Regions from separate parts of the Homo sapiens genome. Here region 2 is linked to region 1. The links are chromatin loops, found by intact Hi-C in ENCODE. Cell type or tissue: HepG2. All regions are shown on one strand.

Evidence for each region. Peaks named below come from ENCODE experiments on the same cell type or tissue, not always from the same donor. Only the 100,000 strongest peaks of a DNase experiment are listed, where the experiment ranks them.
Region 2: a loop joins it to region 1, with 3.0 times the contacts of the local background. A loop is called at or near these places in 2 of 110 quality-filtered maps.

What each region holds. Positions count from the first base shown.
Region 1 is chr7:97,015,375-97,017,874 of GRCh38, forward strand. No RefSeq gene overlaps it. Among named protein-coding and RNA genes, the nearest start is that of DLX6-AS1, 2.6 kb to the left of the region's middle. In HepG2, a CTCF peak has its summit at 1,356; DNase peaks (open chromatin) are centred at 977, 1,387 and 1,477; H3K4me3 peaks cover 2,041 bases.
Region 2 is chr7:96,948,914-96,951,413 of GRCh38, forward strand. All of the region lies in intron 1 of LOC124901703 (a long non-coding RNA gene), which reads left to right. Among named protein-coding and RNA genes, the nearest start is that of DLX6, 55 kb to the right of the region's middle. In HepG2, no CTCF peak of the experiment used is centred here; a DNase peak (open chromatin) is centred at 1,058.

The DNA.
Region 1 (2,500 bases):
TTTCCCACCATGAATACAGAGAATTTCCTAGGCATCTTTTCTAGCCTCTGGGCCAATGTGTGTCGACTCTCCCTCCTCCCACCACTTCACAGACCCGGGAGCTGCCCAACCAGGGCCACCCTGCAGGATGGCAAGCAGGTTTCCTAGCTCTTGTGAATTTAAGGGCAATAATGAAATGTCCCCTGTTTAGTGACCCCTGTTTATAGATGAAAGTTGAGTCCATATCCTGCTCTTCCTCCGCCCCTCTTCCCTGACCTTGCAAATGGCAAGTGGCAGAAATAGTCCTGGATAACAATAAGCTTCCATTGGCAGGTTTCTGTCTTCTTGGTTAGCGAGAGAAAAAAAAAGCCTTTAAAATAAATCATAGCTTGGGAACTGTTTACCACCCTTCACCCTCACCCACTTCTTAAAAAAAAAAAAAACACTAGACTGCATGGTGAAGATCCCACAGAGAATCCTTACCGAAGCTAGGAGAGAGGGAGGGTATGTGTGTAGAATGATGTTATAAAGCCATTTTTTTCCCTTCCTGTGGTGAAAGGTCGTAATGTGTGGTATTTCACGGTTTTATATAAATCTTGGTTTAGGATGTGGAACAGACTCAATAATACATGTGCTTTTGGCAAAGAGACTCCTTCGGATCCCATAAATCAGAAGTAAATAAGAAGTCCAAGTGAACAAAAGAGCAGGAACATTTAATTGATGCAAAGCAGGACTCTCATCTGCTTTAAAGAGAGGTTCATGTAAATTCCCTCAGTTCCTATCTTCACGGTTAGAGCCCGACCTATAAAACAGGTTATTACATTACAGCCGGCAGCCTTGGATGATTGAAAGGAAAGGCTCCCCACCCCAAACACACACACACACACACACACACACACACACGCAATAGATACAATGTATACTTTCTGCCCTGAGGAATCTAAAGCCTGTCAGATGCAACAGAAAACGCTGGGGGTTGGCGCGGGGGGGAAGAGACAGGGCTGCGTAGAAAATATTTAACCAATCCCACATGTGCCACCGCTATTTGGGCTATTTTTAAGGCCCAGAGTTCGCTGCGACTGGGCTGAGGTTGAAAAAAACCAAGCACTGTGTGCAAAGACCGCGGGCAACCTGGGAGCGCGAGCCGAGGCCGAGAGCAAGCCGCAGCGCCCCCTCCCCAAGCTCTGGAGCGGCGGGAGCCTCCACCGGCTACTGTGGGAGGGGGTGCTTAAGGGTGGAGGAGCTGGGTGACCGCAGGCGGATCCGCCGGCGTGGCGAGCTTCCCAGAGGTGCCCGAGGGCGTCTGCCCTCTGGGTGTGCCTCCGGGAGGGCTAGAGAGCTCTAGGTTGGCAAGATCCCAGTGACCATTGGGAGGCGCGCGATCCAAGGGGTTGCAGGGATGGGGCGGAGAGGAGGGGCGGTTGGGTAGCCTAAAGGTCCCTCTCCCAGAATACAAGGAAGCGCTAAGAAGGAGGATGTGGGGGCAGTGTTCCAGCAGGCATCCCAGGCTCTTCCGGCTGGAGAGCTCAGGAGACTGAGCGGTGTCAAGGCTGGAGTGAGCTATAGGGTGCGCTGGGAGGAGGTGAGCGCAGCCTGGCTTTGGCGCGCTGTGGGTGACTCCCAGGACGGCGCGGCCAGGACGCCGCGAGCCGTGGGGCGTCCGGTGGGATCAAAGGAACCAGAGGAGGCCAGCCGACGCGTCTGGGATTGTGGGATAAGGGGCGGGAGAGAGGAGATTGACATGGGCGGGGAGATCCTGGCCTGGCCTGTGTCACCGGAGGGGGTTGTGTGCGTTTGTGTCTTTGTGCGGATCAACGCTCTCGGGCCTGAGGCCGTGCCCTGGGTGGATCCGAGTGTGAGTGGACAGGCTCCCGGGTGGGTGCCCAGACGGGAGGGAGAGCGAGCGAGCGAGATCAAGGGCAGCGAGGTCTGCGGGTTCCTCTGTGTGTGTGTCTCAGGCCCTGTGGCTCAGCACTGGAGCCGCCTGGCACCCACAGGAATGCGGCTTCTCTCGGATCCCCAGGCCGCCCCTTGTCCCACAAGGAGGTGGCCGCCAGGAAAAAGGGGGGAAAAGGGGCAGAAATCCGCCTAGCTCAACCCGAGCCTCAAACAAAGGCCAATTTATCTGATCTCTTACAGGATGGCCCAGGAGGTGGTCTGGGCACCGAAGAATCGCGCTGGCCCTGACCGCATGCCCCAGCCTTCCTGGGGTTTGTGAGGAGCTCTGAAGGTGGGGGTGAGGTGTTGTAAGTAAGGGGTGGGGAGTATGAAGACGCCCACTGAAAAGAACATTAATCTTAGAAAGGACTTGATTCGTCTTGGGAGCACTATACTGAGAGCTAGGCAAGTGGAAACCGGAAGGGGCAGGCAGAGGGGTCACCCAGTGCGATGTCAAGAGTGGGGCCGGCTGGTCCGGGAATATGCTGGGGAGTGGAGCACGTTTATATTCGACGTAGGAAAAACAATGGAGAGGAAGAGAAGGTGGAAGGGAGGGCAAGGGAGAGAAACATCACATAGATAT
Region 2 (2,500 bases), 66 kb before region 1:
TACAGAAATAATATTTGGTATTTATTTCTTTTATTCCTAAAGTTGTCATATCTGAGATGTTTCTGAAACATTTATCCATATTTTACTATTTTATGGTAAGATGACAATGGTAATCATAAGAAGGTTTTGGAAAATGACATCTCTTGCTATGTGTTTCTTTAAAGGCGAACTATACATGCCCCTATGACAATATCCCCACAATGAATGCCATACTAGGTATGGATTGATGGTTTCTTCAGTTTTGTTTTGTTTTGTTTTTAATGATTCCTTCTTGAATTTCAGTGGTTGCTAAGACTGCACATCTACACAGGAATAGAAAACTACATGAAACCAGACTCTAAGCTCAGAGGGCAAGCATGCACACGCACCAGAAATCATGCTATTCCAATCCAAATGAACTAAATCCTTCCGTAACGTGTGGTCAAGGAGTTAAGTTCTAAAGGAAAATGCAAATAGCCTAAAGTGGAAACCATATACGTCTGCCTCCTTCAGTCTCTAAACCTATGACAGAACTCTGTGGAGAAAGGTGGCAGCAAAGCATCTTAATGTTCTCTTAATACTTCACCAAGTAATGATAGCCTCACCAAGTGCTTCGAAGGAACTAGACAGTAAGGGCCAAAGTTTGGGTTTGGAAAAGAGAGGAAGCAAACTGACTCTGTGGTTTGTTATGAGATCCTGGGAGGAGCTTTGAGTGTTACAAAGAATCTTTCCTTTTCTAACCTATCCAGCCTCCTCCTACTCCCTCATGGGTTTTCTTCTTTTTTCATAGAAGCTTGGCAGGCTGGTTAAGAAAGGATAACGGGAGAAAATGACCCCTCGGCTCAGGTATCCTTTGGCCTATGACTATGGGCCCAATAGTAGATTGTGAGACTAGGTCTTTTTCATTGAGTCTGTCTTACTGAGAGGAAAAACTGCTTTGTGTGATGACTTTATGGCAAATGCTAGCAACAGCTCTGCCCTGCATACTGAAAGAGAGACATTTCTGACCGCAGCTCATGAACCACACTTATTTACTCTGGCACATGCCCACTATTTGTTCATAGGCTTTCTGTCTCTACTAAATGCGTTCCAATTTTGGAGGCTAAATCATTGCCAGTAGTTTCCAGGACATTCCGCTAGGCTAAGCAAAATTGCCCTAAGCGGTAGTCAGAAACCACTGGAGTAGTATTGTAAATACAGACTATTTGCAGAAAATGAAAGATACCGAACATCTTATCTTTTTTTGTGCTGCAGAAATCCATGAGTTGTATTTTGCAGAAAGCCATGCAAGGCACTAGCAAGAAACAAGAGGAGGGTACGAGGACTTTCATCCCCACTAGAGCTCAGAAATTGTGCTCAAAACCACTTTGAAAGTTGGGCACAGCCTAAAACAGTTATAAGGGCATACTATGGCCGTGTTCAGGAGGCATGCTAGAGATTAGGTACAGCCTAACCAATAGTAGCTTTTTGCTCAGTATGGATTTTTAAATGATCTGAAAACAGTGGAGCAATAATAAGAAGAAAATAAATGGTGGTCCTCATGGGCATCTTTATAACCATTTCTGTATTCAGTGACAGCCGTCCCCTCCCAATGTCAGTCATCACCTTGGACTTAAATGATGGCTTAATGGGTCATGTTGAACCACGCTGAGTCTGAGATCTAGGATAATTGAGAAATTCTCCATTTGTAATAAAACCTCCCAGCACTATTGAGCTGTGTATTCCATATCTTGTTTCAGGCAGGGACTAAGAAAAGGAGATATTACATGATATTGCTTTCCTGTGCATAGCTCTTTCACATGTTTCCTATTAAATTTGTTTCCAACCAAGCGGAGATTTTATTTACACATTGGCTTTAATAATAAATAAGTGTGTGCATTATAAATTCAGCAACTTTGGTATCAACTCGCCGATATGATCATGTTTGTGTTTGGAAAAGGGAAGGAAGTTCACTCTGAAAGCAAATGATCTATCAAAAGGAATAATTTTTTTTGGAGGTGGCTAAGCAGATTCTTGCAAGTACTTACATATTGCATAATACCTCTTGAGACTTATTGAAATAAATCTTCTTCATCCTAAGGGCAAAGCAAAATTAAGTTGAAATAAACCACAATTAAAACTCCATGCATTGAGTTAGGAGGGAGAAGGAAGCCTATACATATCTCTATCCATGTGTATTCTGTTAACATTTAAGACATTTTAACTTTGGGTAGTGGACAGCATGAATGGGGACTAGGTAGGAACAAGGCCACCACATCAAACTGATAGTGGGGTAGAAGAAACATTTGACACCTCTCGCCTTCTCTGCCCTCTGTCTGTGTTTAATTTTGCTAAATCATTCCCGTCTGGAGATTGTATATTTTAATCTGCCTCTCCAAGCAACACAGAGGTACGGTGTCAGGAAGCTTGATCTCAGAGGCAGGCAAAGAGATGCAAAAGCTATAAAGACCCCAAGGCCCAAGAAAGACAGAAAAGGAACAGGGCGGGGTTGTGCCTAAAATGGCATTAGCCTAAAATTGGC